Linked DNA regions of Homo sapiens: region 2 is linked to region 1. The links are chromatin loops, found by intact Hi-C in ENCODE. Cell type or tissue: Caco-2. All regions are shown on one strand. Links, peaks and the distances in the headings refer to the core of each region. The heading gives the core; the rest is flanking DNA. Region 1 overlaps MIPOL1 (mirror-image polydactyly 1). Region 2 overlaps TTC6 (tetratricopeptide repeat domain 6).

What was found. A loop is a pair of places that touch in the nucleus more often than their neighbours do. Peaks named below come from ENCODE experiments on the same cell type or tissue, not always from the same donor. Only the 100,000 strongest peaks of a DNase experiment are listed, where the experiment ranks them.
Region 2: it touches region 1 in a loop (4-fold over the local background); 12 of 110 quality-filtered maps call a loop at or near these places.

What each region holds. Positions count from the first base shown.
Region 1 is chr14:37,225,676-37,234,578 of GRCh38, forward strand. The region is part of intron 1 of MIPOL1 (mirror-image polydactyly 1); the gene reads left to right. Among named protein-coding and RNA genes, the nearest start is that of MIPOL1, 32 kb to the left of the region's middle. In Caco-2, for the core only: a CTCF peak has its summit at 5,096 (motif pointing right); no DNase peak of the experiment used is centred there.
Region 2 is chr14:37,704,113-37,713,015 of GRCh38, forward strand. The region is part of intron 7 of TTC6 (tetratricopeptide repeat domain 6); the gene reads left to right. Among named protein-coding and RNA genes, the nearest start is that of TTC6, 110 kb to the left of the region's middle. In Caco-2, for the core only: a CTCF peak has its summit at 5,473 (motif pointing right); no DNase peak of the experiment used is centred there.

The DNA of each region.
Region 1 (8,903 bases), core at 3,574-6,073:
ATACCCTGGAGACATTTTCCCCATTGTCTTGGGGATTAATATTTGGCTCCTCATTACTTATGCAAATTTATGCAGTCGGCTTGAATTTCTCCTCAGAAAATGGGATTTTCTTTTCTATCATGTGGTCAGGCGGCAAATTGTCTGAACTTTTATGCTCTGCTTCCCTTATAAAACTGAATGCCTTTAACAGCACCCAAGTCACCTCTCGAATGCTTTGCTGTTGAGAAATTTCTTCCGCCAGACACCCTAAATCATCTCTCTCAAGTTCAAAGTTCCACAAATCTCTAGGGAGTGGCAAAATGCCTCTAGCCTCTTGCTAAAACATAACAAGAGTCACCTTTATTCCAGTTCCCAACAAGTTTCTCATTTCCATCTGAGACCACCTAAGCCTGGACTTTATTGTCCATATTGCTGTCAGCATTTTGGGCAAAGCCATTCAACAAGTCTCTAGGAAGCTCAAAACTTTCCCACATTTTCCTGTCTTCTTCTGACCCCTGCAAACTGTTCCAACCCCTGAGTATTACCCAGTTCCAAAGTTGATTCCACATTTTTGGGTATCCACAGCAGCACCCCACTCTGCTGGTAGTAATTTGCTGTATTAGTCTGCTTTCATGCTGCTGATAAAGGCACACCCAAGACTGGGCAATTTACAAAAGAAAGAGGTTTAATGGATTCACAGTTCCATGTGGTGGACTCACAGTTCTACGTGGATGGAGAGGCCTCACAATCATGGTAGAAGATGAAAGGCACGTCTCACAAGGCAGCAGACAAGAGAAGACAGTGAGAGCCAAGCAATAGGGGTTCCCCCTTATAGAACCATCAGATCTCATGAGACTTATTCACTACCACGAGAACAGTATGGGGGAAACCACCCCCACGATTCGATTTTCTCCCACTGGGTCCCTCCCACAACATGAGGGAATTATCGGAGCTACAATTCAAGATGACTTTTGGGTGGGGACACAGCAAAACCATATCACTGGGTGTGGTGGTGCATGCATGCCTTTAGTCCCAGTAACTCAGGAGGCTGAGATGGGAGGATTGCTTGAGCCTGGGAGTTCAAGACTGCAGTGAGCCATGGTTGCACTACTGCACACCAGCCTGGGCAGTGGAGTGAGATCCTATTTCAAAAAAAAAGGGAAAGTGTTTTACCTTTCAGCTAACATGCTGGCTTAGGACTCCTTTCTGGGTAGTGTGAGAAATACTCCTTGGGAGTTTGGAGATAAGATTTTTGGCAGCTTCCTGATTATTAAGAATTCAGTGTCCAGTTAATTCTTGACTGTGATGCTGCCTCTTTTGAATTTGTTTTGTAAGAAGCTGAAAATGTCTCTGAATATATGAGGTGCTGTGAGAGCTAGGGAACTCATAAGGCATATGTATTAGTTTCCTACTGCTGCTGTAACAGCTGTAAAAAATCACTAATTGGGTGGCTTAAAACAACACAAATTTATTATCTTACGGTTCTGGAGGTCAGTAATGTGAAATAATTTTCACTGGGCTAAAATGAAAATGGCAGTAGGGCTGGGGATTTTTAGCATCTCTTAGGGAGAATCTATTTCTTGCCTTTTCCTGCTTCTTAGAGACTGCTTGCTGTTCAAATGAAATGGTGCATTTCCCCCAAAGAGGTGATCAATTAACACTGTATAGTCTATTCATGTATTCAATAATTTGAATTTTTTTAAGTGTAGTTAATTATTTAACCTATACAGAGTCATTGTATACTATCTCTCCTCATATCTGGGGTTTGGAAATGGTGGTGCAGCAGAACAGAGACACATCCAAGGTCTAAAACATGAAGTGTGTGGTGTGTGTGTTTGTGTGTGTGTATGTGTGTGTGTATTTTCACAAGTGGAAGTGGGGTGAGCTGGAGGTTATTGAGTCTCAGGCACCACAGAATCACTGTTGACATTTGTTGTTATTGCAACAAGGAACTCCTTTAGTCAGCATTGAGGGAAGTAGGCTGGCAATCTCTTTAAGTTGTGTACCAGGATAGGAGAGACTATCTTGCACTTATAACACCCAAATAATTTTTGGTGTTTCACTCATACAGAGTTTGGCTTAGAGATTAAAGCTCCTTCTATCTTGTGATGCCACCATCGCAAGGTTCTCAAGGTTGTTGTGGGAGAAGAGAAGGCTAAAGGAGCTCATAGAATGCCTTTAATGGTAAGTCCTGAAATTCGCTTGTATCACATCTGCCCACACTACTTTGTCTACAATTCAAGTGACCAAAATATAAATAAGGCTAGGAAATATGATTTTCCTGCACATTTAATAGGAACTGCTATGGTTATAATCCAACTAGGATGGGGATTTGGAAAGGGATAGAGTAGAAGAGGAAATGATGGTTAGATCTCATCTCTTTTCATTACTCCAGCAAGATTTTTACCCTGCCTTGACAGTACCATTTGGCACTTGCTGCTTGGGCTATTGCTGTGGATTTCTGTATTGGTGGGACAGACAATGATTGACCTAAGGCAACATCAGGGACTTAAGAACCATACACATTACACATTTTTCTCTCACCTATTCTTTCAGCATCACCAGTGTCTACCTTTCACCTGAGGTGGCCCCCAACCCTATTTCAAGACAGTTGACACAGATTTCTTGAAGTTTTTGGTTGGTTCCTCAGGTCAATGATTTCTTTCTTTTCTTTTTTTTTTTTTTTTTTTTTAGTAGTTCCAGGTGGATTTTGGGGAAGAGAACTGACAGCCTTTTGCAGTTCATTGTCTTAAGGGGAACTGGACACCTTCCTGACTTCTGATTAAAACATTTTTAGGACAAAAACTCCAACCTTACCTTACCTAAAAAACCGTTTAGTTTCTTGTCCTCGTAAATAGAACAAACAGTTTATTGCTAGGGTCTAGGGATGATGGTAGTGACATGATGGCACCATGACCCAGAGAATAGCAGAAAACTTTGTATTGGGTTACCTATGAAATGTAGTTCTTTCTTTAGGAAGCAAATTATCTTTCTTTCAACCACTGATACTATCTTTATCTTCTCTCTTCAGGTTGGGTTAAAGGTCTGAAACAATAATTAAAAAATCAACTTATCAAAAATACTTTGCTTCACATTTTTCGTGTGTAATTAGTGTTGCAAGGCACCCAAAAGAAGAAATACTGAAAACAATTTGTGGCCAGGCACAGTGGCTCATACTTGTAATCCCAGCACTTTGGGAGGACAAGGCGGGAGAATTGCTTGAGGCCAGGAGTTTGAGACCAGCCTTGTCAGCATAGTGAGACCCTGTCTCTAAATAAATGAATAGATTTGATTTGGTAAAATAAGTATCCTGACCAATAAAGAAAAGTTAATAGATTGAAAATGGTAAAGTTTCTAAAATAAGTCAACAATTTCATCAAACATCTTTACTGTATATAGCTTATTTAAACATATATATACTTTTCTAGGTATTGTGCAAAACAGGCACTAGAGACATGAATGAGTGCATTGTTAAATTTATAAATATTATTAAAAGATTAATTTGTGTGTGTATGTGTTTGAGACGGGGTCTCACTCTGTTGCCCAGGCTAGACTGCAGTGGTGTGATCTCAGCTCACTGTAACCTCCTCCCTGGCTCAAGTGATCTCTTACTGCAGCCCCCAAGTAGCTGGGACTACATGCGTGTGCTACCACACCCAGCTAGTATTTTTTGTAGAGACGAGATTTTGCCATATTGCTTATGCTGGTCTCAAACTCCTGGATTCAAGTGATCTATCTGCCTTTGGCCTCCTAGAGTGCTGGGATTACAGGTGTGAGCCACTGCACCCAGCCAAGCCCATTATTCATTTTTGCCACTAAGACTAAACTAACCAAAAAACAAAACAAAACCCAAAAAGCCCATTGGTTATATGAATTAACATTACAGAGTAGCAGACCAATTAACATTATTAAATTAAGTCAACAACATGAAGAGATATATACTTAAATTCCATATTGAGTTTATGCAGCGATGTAGAAATAAAACTATTAGGAGGAAAAATCTGTTACGGTCACTACTGATTATATACCTCTTTATGCTGGTGATTGATTTTAGGGGCTTTTATTAAATTAAATTTACATACTTTTTGTCATGATTCAAAAATGGGGTTTGACTCAAAGTTTAGTTACATTAAGGATTAAAATATTTTTACATTAAAACTATATATGTTACAAAAAGACTGCATGGTCTCATTTATATGTAGAATCTAAAAAAGTTGGATTTAGAAATAGGAAGATGATGGTTATCAGGGGCTAAAGGTTGGGGATGGGAGTGATTGGGGAGATGTTGGTCAAAGGAGACAAAATTTCGGTTTGACAGGAGGAATAAGTTCAAGAGAGCTATTGTAAAACATGGTGACTACAGTTAATAACAATGTATTATATTCTTAAAAATTGCTAAGAGAGTAGATTTTGTGTTTTCACCACAAAAAAGACATGTGAGATAATGCATATGTTAATTAGCTTGATGCACCCATTCCACAATGTATATTTCAAAACAACATGTTGTGCATAAATATGTACAATTGTGACTTGTCAAGATACATAAATATGCATTTAAAAATCATTATTAAGAGGTGAATTTTGATAATCTTAAACCTGCTCTAACAGGACTAAAAATTTTCACCGAATTTTTAAGAAATAAAAAAAGTTTTGCTATGTTATTTATTAATAGGAAAAGGTCAACAAAGTGTTGAGAAACGCTGCTTCTGCTTTTGTATATGTCTCTAGCTGTTTGTTATTGTGACCAGTGGAACTTTGAAGAGAGTTTTACAGTGATGCTTGCAGGGTGTTGCTCCATATCTCTATCTTGTGGAGTAGCTTTGTATATTTTATCATCTTCCTTAAAGGGACAGCGTGAATACTAAGTTTTTCCTTGGAGAAATCAGCTGCCACTTTTCTTTTTCCTATGGGAAAATTTTATAAGATGTTGAAGAAATCCCAAGTATTCATAAATATTACTTATCAAATGAGAAATTTTGGTCAGAATCTTGGTTAGGAAAAATGTGGGTAATTACATGTTATAGATGAAAAGCTGGGTTTTCTAAAAGTCAGTTTTGTTAGGTTTACTGCAAAATTAATAAAAAGGACTGATATATAAGCTTTGCAAAGTGAGTCTATTTCTCCAGTAGGTGGCGCTGTATACTAATGATATTGTGCTACTGCATGGCAAACAAGGGAATGCAGCCGATGAGATAATAATATTAAACTTAAGTAAACCAATATGTAGTACAATTCAATATTTTACCTATTCATTATGTAACTAGAGGCAAAATATAATTTTATTCCATATATCTCTATCTATCTATCTATATGTTATTTTCCGGTTATCTGTGGAGAATGTGTACAGTTGATTGGTGGAGTTAGTGAGTTTTTATTGGTCTGTCCTTACACTTTGAGTCAGTACTCTAATGACCAAGAAAATGTAAAAGATTTTATTAGTATTATTATTATTATTTTTGAGACAAGGTCTTGCTGTATCGCCCAGGCTGGAGTGCAGTGGTGTGATCACTGCAGCCTCAAACTCCTGGTTTCAAGCGATCCTCCCACCTTAGCCTCTGGAGTAATTAGGACTACAGGCACTCACCACCATGCCCAGCTAATGTTTTTATTTTTCATAGAGATGGATTCTCCCTGTGTTTCCCAGGCTGGTCTCAAACTCCTGGCCTCAAGCAGGACTCCTGCTTTGGCCTTCCAAAGTGCTGGGATTACAGGCATGAGCCACTGTGCCCAGCTAATATTTTCAATATACAGTTGAAATTATTTTAAATGGCTTGCACTCAATGATTTGCCAAAATAATGGAAGTTCTGCATTCCCACTGATATTAACATACTGACTGATTTCTATGGTGTGCTTGATACTAAGGCTAATAGATGAATGTCTTGTAGATACTTCTGCATTTACCAGTTGATTTCTCTACTTAAAAAGTAGTATCAGGTGTGTTTGTTCTCAAACCTGTTTATGCTAATTGTATCTGTGATCATAATTATATAATTATATTAAAGTAAGCTAATGGAAATTTCATTATAAAAAGCATTCTCTCTAGGAAAACTAAGATGAATGTTTTGGAACAATCAGTAAAGGTTAATCACTAAAAAAAAATTACTATCAAAGAGGTGTGAGAAAACTGAATAAAAGCCCTACAGGCCGGGAGTAGTGGCTCGCACCTGTTATCCTAGCACTTTAGGAGGCTGAGGTGGGAGCCTCGTTTGAGGCCAGGAGTTAAAGAACAGCCTGGGCAACATAGGGAGATCGTATCTCTACAAAAAATTTTACAAAAGTAGCCGGATATGGTGGTATGTGCCTGTAGTCTAAGCTACTCAGGAGGCTGAGGTGGGAGGATCACTTGAGCCCAGGAATTTGAGGCTGCAGTGAGCTATGACCACACCACTGCACTCCAGCCTGGATGACAGAGCCAAACACTGTCTCTAAAAAAAATTAAAATAAAAAATAAAAAATATTTTATTATTGTTTGGCATATAAATCATGCTTGACTTCTGCAGTGTACCTAATGTATACTGTTTTATAGTATACAATGTTATAAAGACACACTGTGAATACAAGTAATACCTAGAAAATAGAAGTTATAAAAGAAGTTACTAATTGAAGAATTATCACTCAGCTAATAAATTTTATACATCAGGGTTTATAAGGAGTTTTGGTTAAGGTATAGATCAGCTTAACTGTTTTCTTCACAGTGTACTCTCTGTCCCTTATTAGTATCTTGCTACACATGTTCAGTCATCTTTTTATAATTTGTCTCACATTTTTTCTCAATATTTTATATAAAAGGAGAAACATACTAGTATTCCAATGATCACCAGGACTTGAGCCATCCAATGGGAAAATGGAAATTGCAACTATATCTCTTCACAAGTCTTCTAATGTCATCTTACCCTTCTGACTATTCTTTTTCCTCTTCTGTCAACACATACTTGTACCTTTTAATATCCTCTTACCATTTTGACTATTATTTGTTCTTCTCTTTCAGCAATACTTGTACCTTTTTATAGTATTGATGGAGGCATTTACTTGCATGTGTCACTTTTCTAAGACCAAATTCACTTTTTTTCCTCAATTTTTCATAAGTATCATGTCAGTTGGGGCCTTTAAATCAGCCTGCCAACATATTTTCTAATTCTGGAGATCAAGCAAATTTGATTTTCATTTACTTCTTTTAATGAACCTGCAATCCCATTGCTATATCATGCTGCCAAGGCAGAAAGATTAAAATCTGGCCACTCTAAAATTCCCAGATTATACAGTGATTAAACTATTCAGTAGTCATCCTAAGTGAGTATATAAGTCTTCTCCAGTGTAGCTGAGGTGTATACTGTTTCATCAGCTTAGTGAGGCATCCACTCCATGCATGTATGGCTTCATCTTTTTAAATTGATGCCAGTCTTGACCAGTCTTTTGGAAGAGAGCACCCTCTAGTGTCACTATTTGGGGTAACACGTGTATTTTATTGTGATGAAATGCTACTGAAAACACCATTTGGGCTTGATTCAGTAATTCAATACTCCCTAAAATTTCCAGTCATTCTTTGATTGTTGGGGCCAGTGTTTGTAATACAGACACTACAAAGGTTAGGTTAACATCAGGTACTTGTGGCCTGAGTGCAATTTAAATATAAATTGGCCCCAAGAAGAAGTCAGTTGGCTGTATTTAACTTTCATATTTTTTCAGAAACCTTTAACTTTTTCAAAAAGTTTATTCTATATGTGGAGGCTTCAAAAAGTTTATGGAAAAATGGAATTAAAAGATAAAAAATATAAACTTTATTTCTCAACATAAGTGTCATCAAGTTCAGGACACTTTTGTTGGTAATGATACCAGCCATTTAGTCCATCCCTAAAGAACTGAGGGTCCTAGGAATTTAACCATGTCAGTGCGGTCATTTTTACATCATTAGCTGACGAAAAATGAATGCCTTTTACAGATTTTTTAAGATTAGGAAACACAAAGAAGTCAGAAGGAGCCAAATCAGGACTATAAGGTGAATACTTAATGATTTCCCATCAGAACTCTCACAAAATTGCCCTTGTTTGATGAGAGGAATGAGCAGGAGCATTGCTGTGGGGGAGGAGGCCTCTCTGGTGAAGCTTTTCTAGGCATTTTTCTGCTAAAGCTTTAGCTAACTTTCTCAAAACACTTTCATAATAAGCAGATGTTATCATTCTTTGGCCTTCTAGAAAGTCAACAATCAAAATGCCTCGAACATCTTAAAAAACTGTTGCCATGGCCTTTGCTCTTGACCAGTCCACTTTTGCTTTGACTGGACCACTTTCACTTTTTGGTAGCCATTGCTTTGGTTGGACTTGGTCTTCAGGATCATACTGGTATAAAACCATGTTTATCTCTGTTACAGTCTTCAAAGAAATGCTTCAGGATCTTGATCCTACTTATTTAAAATTTCCATTGAAAGCTCTGCTGTTGTCTGCAGCTGATCTGGGTACAATGGTTTTGGCACCCATCGGGTAGAAAGTTTGCTCAGGTTTATTCTTCAATCAGAATTGTGTAAGCTGATTCCATTGAGACGTCTGTGGTGTTAGTTATTGTTTCTGCTGTTAATCATTGGTCCTGTTCAGTTAGGGCATGGTCACGACAATTTTTTTTTTTCTTGAAAATAGAGGTGAACAATCTGCTGCAGTGAGCTTCATCTTCAATATTGTCTGGTCCCTTCTTTTTTTCTTTTCTTTTCTTTTCTTTTTTTTTTTTTCAGGTGGGATCTTGCTGTATTGCCCTGGCTGGCCTCGAACTCCTAGGCTCAAGTGATCCACCCACCTTGGCATCTCAACGTGCTGGTATTACAGGCATGAGCCACCATGCTTTGCCTTAATTTTTAATTTTTAAATTTTTTGTAGAGATGAGGTCTGGCTATGTTACCCAGGCAGCTCTTTAACTCCTGGCCTCAAGTAATTCT
Region 2 (8,903 bases), core at 4,232-6,731, 480 kb after region 1:
GTCTTGCTCTGTTTCCTAGGCTGGTGCGCAATGGCATAATAATAGCTTACTGTAACCTTGAACTCCTGGGCTCCTCCCACTTCAGCCTCCTGAGTAGCACTAGGCTAATTATTATATTTTTTTGTAGACATAGAGTCTCACTATGTTGACCAGGCTGGTCTCGAACTCCTAGCCTTAAGTGATCCTCCTGCACCAGCCTCCTAAAATAATAGGATTACAGATGTGATCCACTGTGCCTGGCCAGATAGTTACTATTATAACCAAGCTATGGTGACACTATTTATGCCAATTTATGACACTGTTCTTTTCCTTACACCCTTGTCAAACTATGATTGTTACTCTTTTTGAATTTTTTCTAATCTTTTATTATTTTTATCCATTTCTTGTAAGGTTGCACATATTTTTAGATGTCTCTTGGTTATGTGCTTTTTTCCTTTTGAGAATTACCAGATCTGGAGTTGTCATTTATCTCTTTTGTATTGTTTTGTAAATGATCTTTTTATATTAAAATTTTAGTTATTTGCCGTATATATTATAGATATATTTTCAATTTGTTGTCTGCTTTTCAGTTTTGTTTATGGTGTTTTATGCTATCAGAAATTTTTTAATGTAGCAATTTTTTTTGTGTGTTCTAGTCTTGATGCTAATCTTAGAAAGGGTGTTTATACGTTTACATTTTAATGTATTCTCTCATATTTTCTTCTAGTAACTTTGTGGTTTCCTTTGGAAAAAATTAAATATTTAATCCATTTGTAATTTATTTTGATAAGAAGAACATATTTTAAAATATAATTTATTCAATGAATCTTCTTTTCCTTACTGATTTGAAATGCTAACTTTCAAATACCTTAAATTCCAACATGTTATTGAGTCTATTTATGGATTTCTGTTCCATTTCACTGATTTGTCTATCTAAAACTGCTTGTGTATTTCCTTGATTCACAATCAATACAGAGTTGGTGGCAAAAATGCTGTCCTACAAACATTGGCTGACCTTCTCAAATCAGGCACCCCTTATAGACAGCTCCTGCGCAGTGAGCAATGCCAGGCTATGAATCCCAGACTTAACCCTCTAGTTGGCTTCAAATTAAAAAGGAAATTCCTAGTCAATTTTTGGAAAATATGTGGACAGATCATTAGCTTTATACATTAGAACAGCAGCAACAATGGAAAAACCAAAGGTTAAGTGTCAAAATTCAATGTTTAATTTCATTTTTGATTATTTTTTTACAAAAAACAATAAAAATATTTTAACAAATATGCAAAAACATGCAAGAAAATGCGAAAATGAAAAACAATTACTCAAAATCTTGCCATTTATAGATAACACTGTTAACATTCTTAAATATGGGATTCCAGACTTTTCCTTTTGCAAATAAATCATATAGAACAAAACTAGAATAATACTATATGTATAATGTTTTGTAACCTAACTTTTAAAAACTTATGTGTAAACATCTTTCCATGTCAATAAATATTGATCCGAGTAATCAAATGATATGCTTAACTCTGTGGTAGGCATAGAGGTAGGCACTAGAGAGGCATCTGCAAACAGGAGAGACATAATCACTGCCCTCAGGGAACCTGGAGACCAGTGAAAAGAAGGGTGAATTAATTACTGTGAATGCGACAATTAATATAGAGTTGTGCAGAGTGCTATGTGGAAACATGTAAGAGGAGTCCCTGATTATTTGGGGAGGTTTGAGGATTGATACCTAAATTGAAACCTGAAAGATGGATAGAAGATAGGAAGGAGGAGGGGAAAGAATGTTTTAGATCTTTGGTACTCAAAGTATAGTCCGCAGACTAGCGGCATCACCATCACCTGGGAACTTGTTAGAAATGCAGGAAATTTGTATACAGTTTGAAGTTTGAGTTCATGCTGTGGGCAATTGGAATCCATCTGATAACTGGAAGTAAGTCCAGTATTAGAGAACAGGAAGAGCAGTGATACATTTGAAGCTAGAGCTGAGGCAGGATTTTATGGTTACCCCGTATGTATGTGTGAGGGCACGTGTGAGTGCTTGGGGGAGGGATTCTTAGTCACAGTGAATTGGGAAAGCATTGATAGGTTTTCTGAGGAAGAATGACATGATCAGGTTTGCTTTAAGATATCACAGTCCTTGTCTTCTCAGTTGTGTTTGACACAGTTGATCACTTACTTTTCCAGAAGTCACCTTTATCCCTGGCCTTAGGGACCACTCCTTTCTTGGCTATCTTCCTGCTTCCCTGGGGATGGCTTCTCAGTCCCTCCTCCTGGTGTCTCCTCATCTCTTGACTTCTCAACATTGGAGTGCCCAGGCTTACCAAGGTGATCTTATCCAGGACCATGGCTTTAAATGCCATTTATATGCTGATGACTATCAATTGGTAAGAGAAATGCACAAGGATGTTCATCATATCACTTTTTATAATAACTAAAAACTGGAAACAACCTAAGTGTCTATCATGGAAGAATTTTAATTATGCATTCAATAATGAGATGCATTGCAACCATAATAAAGAATGAGGTAGAATTTTGTATTCTGAAAGGGTTAGAACTAAATTCAGAAACAACATGTGTATTATATAAAACAATTTTTTCTGCGTGTGTGGGAGAAAATTCAAGAAACTGTTAATTGTGATCCTTTTGTTTTCATTGTACACTTAACCCATAAAAGTGAAAACCACTTTGTTTTATTTTTTGCTTTATTTATATGGCATATATTTCCATTTTCATTTTAGTCTGTCTTAGTTGTGTCCCTTGTAGATTGCATAGACTTAAATATTTTTTGAGCTTATCAGAATTTTTTTTCTGATAGGTTTTTTTCTAATAGGTTGGGTCACCCCATATTCATTTATTGTCCTATCAGATGTACTTGGTATTATTTTTGTCATTTTATATTCTCTTTTTCCTTTTTTGCTTCTTTGCTATTTCCTATAATCTGTTTTGTCTGTCAGCATTTGCCTATGTGTTTTTTGTTTGTATCATTATCTGATATCTAATCTTGTGATACAGAAATCTGAAACCAACCTGTTTTTCATTTATTTGCATGTAATATTTTTCTCCTACTCATCTTGATGCTTACAGAATTTTATGTTTTGCTTTAAAATGAACAATTTCCCTAGCGTATGTTTGAGAGTGGATTGCTTTCTAATTAATTTTTGGGGGTACATGGAAAGCTCTTCTTATATGCAAATATAGTACACTATATTTCAGTATAAGACTTTTTTGTTTTATGTTGAGTAATGTTTCTATTCTACTTATTTTGTGCATTTCTTCAGGAATATCAATTAGCTGTATGTTGGATTTTCACTATCTTTCCTCTATATTTATCATTGTTTTGCTTAGATTTATCTCTTAAACCTCTGTACTTCAGTGGTTTCATTTTCTGTGGTATAAATTTTAAAAAGTCCTTCTAATTTTCATTGTGAGACTGCTATGGCATTTACAGATTTTTTTCTAAATTCTATCAGTCTCTTAAGACAATCGCTTTTGTTTATCTGAATTTTATTACCTCAAGAACACAAAGCAGAATCTTTCTAAAATATTTTTGTTTCCTATAATAAATCTTTCTCAAAAGGATGTTCTTCCTGTCACTTTTTGAATGCTATATTTCATTTTTGTAGTTTGGAGACTGTCTTCACAGAAATCATTTTGGGTTTTTCTGTGTACTCAACTTTGAATGAAGACAAGTTATTTCTGGCTACCCAAAGTTAATATTGGATAGATTTACCAAACATTTTTGACTGTTTATCTTGGAGGTATTAGAATAGTACTTTTAGATCTTAAGTAGGAGAACCAGAGATGCAGGTTTATGTTAGCAGTTGAGTCACTCAGAATCCTGAAAGGCATTGGGGGTGGGATGGGACAAGATCTGAAAAATTTGCCTCTATAGTTTCTCTCTGTGATCGTTAAAAATATTGTAATAAGGGTGACCTTTTCCTATCGGGTTTTCTATATGGTAGATTACTATAAGCTTTTCTTCTGTGCATACACATATATTATGTATACATACATTTTATGAAAATGACATTATAGATGTTATTTTGATAACATATTTCTTTGAGGATATATATCTATATATATAAATACAAATGTAGAGACACATATATGAGTAATTATTTTGACTTACTGTCTCTACTAATGATAGCTTACAAATCAAATGTATAAGGAGTGCTTTTATTTGAAAGATTTTATCCAAATCCTTCAAATAAGGTAGTAATATTGTTAAGAAAATGGAAAATTATCTAACAGAAAAATGCATTGAAGTACACTACATTTATTATATAATTTTGTATTAATAACAACTCTATGTAGTAGATAAAATCATTTTATTTCCCAAATAAAAAATACAGCGTAATGATTGACTAATCCATGTTTATGTAGCTAGTAACGGCTGGGATTCAAGCCCAGGTCTTTATAATTTTAAATGTGGCTTTTATTATATTCTACTGCTTTGTGTATTTGTGAAAGGCCATTTTATTTTTTCTCTTTATGCTTAATTCTGTATACTCGCTCTCATTCTGTTTTTAGGACCAATTTGACCTAATCTAGGAAGAATGTGAAGAGGCTTAGTTGGATAATCTGTGTGAAGCATATTTTACTTGCCCTTGGTGGTTTGTATTTGACCAATTGTGAACCAATTTTGGAAGCAGGGCTTCTGCTTATTCAGGATGAGGATTTTTATCTTACTATTGCTTGTTCCCTCCTAGGAACTGAAAATCCTGTTTTGATTCTAGGCCAAGGATGTGGCCTTGGTCATTGTGGGAGACTTCTCTGTTGTTAATTACTGAAAGCTTTGCAGTCTCTGAATATTGCCTGGTTTTATACTTCCTATCACTGGTTGCCCCCCACCCAAATGTGCCATCATCTCATGCTAGACCTTTCTAATTACAGTACACCCAGGACCTGTGGTCTGTTACACTTCATTTGTAATACTCTGTTCTGTCTCATATGCTTTTTATTTCCTACCAGTGTAGGTATCTGCGACTGACCTTCCCCTACCATCTGCCATTTCTCAATGATCAGGTCTAATCCTGGCCCCACCCCTACCCCTTACATGGCCTTGTTCTTGCTGCATAATCCAAGCAGTGACCTAAGAACGTAAGAATCACTGTGTGAGTTGGTGATACATGTCACAGAAGTACATTGAACAGAGTTGTAAGAGATCTTAGTAGTTCCCTAGCCTAAGCCTCTCATATTATGTATGAGGAGACTGAGGCAAAGCTTTGCACTCTGTATCACAGTGGGTGGCAGAGATAGAACTGGAATTAATAGTAACCTCATTTTAAATTTCTGTTATATCCACTTTGAACAAATAGCCCCATCAGTATGACAGTTTGGTATGACAAAAAATCATTTCAGTATGCACTATCAATGTCTGTTAAGAGTTTACCCTTGTGTATTTCTGTTTTTACTTGGAAATACCCAAAAAGGAATTATTTGAAAATTTGTCTGTTACCATAACTGCCAATATGTGAAAGCTGGATTTTTAAAAAAGTAAAGCAGTATCATTCCACCAGATGTCACTGTTTGCATGTAGCAATGAAGTTACGATGATTACAAATACAATTTTCCCCTTCCCAATCATGTTTTGTAAAAAAAAAAAAAAAAAAAAAAATTATATAGTTATACACTTACTCTTCTATAGACTGATTTTATCAAGACTGTATTTTCTGATCTTTTTAAAACATACATAATATTCATATGCCTCTGCTGCAGATTTCAAAGAAAAAAATTATAAAGGACTAAAGAAAGCTATTTGTAGATTAATATTTTCAAGAAGATGAAAACCTAAAGCTTTTTCCAGACCTTGGCATCTGCTTTTTAAACAACATTCTCTGTAAGTTAATGTTTTTCAAATTGTGGATTGCGACCCAGTGAGTGGGTTGTGAAATCAGTTTAGCGATTTGCTATGAGCACTTTAAAAAATGGTATCTAGAATAGAACCATTGCATGTGAGATTGACTTTGATGAAACTTTTGTATGTGAGCACTCTTCAAATTTCCCTGTATACATCTTCTATGGGTTACCTAAGAGTGACTGTGAGCAACATCCTGTGAAGCCTCTCTCAGGCTTTTGTATACCAAAGAGCAAGATAAATTTGTTAAGGAAGAGATAGTGAAGCTGTGATGGAGAACCTCTCTGTTGGGGTCATACCAAGGTAGGGGAAGATTGTTGGAGGGAGATCCCTTCTCCATGCTTCACAAGATGTAGCTCACAGTCACCTTTATGTAACTCATAGAAGATGTGTGCAGAGATTTTTTCAGAGTACTCACAGCTTAGAACAAATGTTTTCCAAACTTCTTTAACAGCATCATACAATCACAAATATATTTCTCTCTCTGGCCTCATGGGAGACCAATATTGACCCAAAAGGAGGTTCAACTTTCACTCTGAGAGAGGTGGGCTTGTTTCCTTCATTCAACTCCCTCAATGATCATAAACAATAATGGTTGTAATATCAATCACTTTCTTAGCATATTCTGTGTACAAGCCTCTTCACATACATGATTTCTAAGACATTTGACTCTGAAAAACTCAATCACTGTTGCCATTTGTAAATGAGGAAACAGACTGAAGAGGAAACATAGCACAGTGAGGGGCCCAAATTCTGTTTTTTAACCTCATTCCAAAGGCTCACTCTTTCCACTATATCAGTGATTTTTAGTCTTCCTTGAGGATAAGAGTCATCTGGGTTGTTTCATAAGTGTATCAATTCCCAGGATCTATCGCAAACCTACTGAATTAGAATCTTCAGAGAAGGGGTCTGGGAAGGTGTAGATTTGATTTCATCCCAGGATATTCTTATGATTAGGCTGTTTTAGGAAAGATTGAGTACCTTAGTGGTTTTCCATCTTCAGAGTGCACAGAATCACCTTCAGGGCTGGCTATAACACAGATAGCTAGGCCTCAGCTCCTGAGTTTCTGACTCATTAGGTCTGTGTTGGGGCTCAATAACTTACATTCCTAACAAGTTGTTATATGATACTAATGATGCTCGATAGGGAATACACTTTGAGAACTACCCAGCATCTCCTGCCTTACCAATGATTCTGCTTCCCAGGGCAGAGTCTGGGGCTGGCTTTGGCTGTGAGACTTTTCTTACTCAGCCAAAATTCAACAATATTTATTTAGTACCTACTCCATTCAAATTTTTGGGAGACAGAAAATGAGTAAGTCTCACTTTTTCTCCCAAACAAGCCTATGCTCTACTGTGAAAAAGGCATACGGAATAGAATGCAGTATATTGTGTAATGAAAGAGCAGATCAAATGCAACAGGGAAACCAGGGAGTCAGACATGAATCTGGGCTGGGTAGAGGAGGATTTGTAAAGGTCTCGTGGAGGAATTGAGATCTGAAGGTCTTGCTCTCATCATTCTCCATTTCCATAGCCACTCATTACTATAATGGCCTGTTGATTTTGCCTGTTTCCCCTATTGCTCCTGGAGTAATCCCAGCACATAAGGCATTTTTTTTGCATTGCAAATGTAGCTTGGGTGGAAGGTTGGGGGAAGGAAGCAGAGTTGGCAAAGCAGATGGTGCCCAGACTGTGAAAGACCCTTACTGCCAGGGTCAGGAGCTTGGGTTGTATATACTGTGTGTGTAGTCAGTGAGATGTTTGCAGAGGGGGTGACTGATAACAACAGTTGCAGGGATATGTGGCTTGGATTGAAGGAGGGAGGGTCTGGAGGTAAGGGACCAGCAAAGATGATATCACAGGACTCAGTTGAGAGAAGATACAGTGAACAGGAGAGACATCATGGAGGGAGAATGAACAGAAATAGTCATTACTGTTGGGAGTGAGGAAGAGATTGGTGATGAAGAGATTTTCAGTCTGAACCACTGAGATAGTGGTGTTTTTCAAAGAGAACTCTAGAAAGGGTTCGTTCTTTTCTCTGGACAAAAAGAAGGAAGCAGGGAAAATCCGGATAAAAATTTCCAGGTAAGTGCTTCATCTTTGTCATACAGGAGCATAAAGGCTAACCTTAGGTATGCCTTTCCACCAAGGCCCCCATTCATGTCTACCAGAGCTATGCACTTTAGAATGTCCGATGACCTTCACTTTCTTCCAACCAATCCATATTTCTGTTTATTTAGCGTGTTTTTGGAATGTGAAAGAGCAAAAGACAATAAGTTGTAAATGACTTTTACTATCCTGTTTCTGGCATAGAGCCAGAGAAAAGTAGAGCAGTGCTTCTAGATAACTTCTTAGTCACTGCTCTCCTCATCACCATCTCCCTCTCCTCCCAACCTATCTTAGAAATACTTATTGATCCTGATGTCTGTATTCACTTGGCTCATTTTCTTAGTCCCTAGACCTTCCCCTGTTCTTTTGTTTTCCTGGATACACTGGAATTCAGCTTCGGAAAACAGAAACATCTTGTATTTGTCTGTTCATATGCTGCTAATCAAGACAGACCCAAGACTGGGTAATTTATAAAAGAAGGAGGCTTAATTGACTCACAGTTCTGCAGGGCTGATGAGGCCTCAGGAAACTTACAATCATGGTGGAAGGAGAAGCAAACATGTCCTTCTTCACATGGTGGCAGCAAGGAGAAATGATGGACAAAAGGGGGAAAAGCCCCTTATGAAACCATCAGCTCTTGTGATAAATCACTCACATCACGAGAACAGCACTATGGGGTAACCACTCCCGTAATTCAATTACCTCCCACCGGGTCCCTCCCACAACACATGGGCATTATGGGAACTACAATTCAAGATGAGATTTGGGTGGGGACACAGCCAAACTGTATCACAGCTTTAGCTATTTTAAGCAAAAAGGGACTTAGTAATGGGAATTTGGTGTTTTAAAATCAATGAGAGGGTTAGAAAAATGGGGCATTAGGTAGGGAGATCTCCCAGGGATGATTCACAGAGCATGTTTAACTGGCTGCCTAGGGTGCTGCTGTTCCTG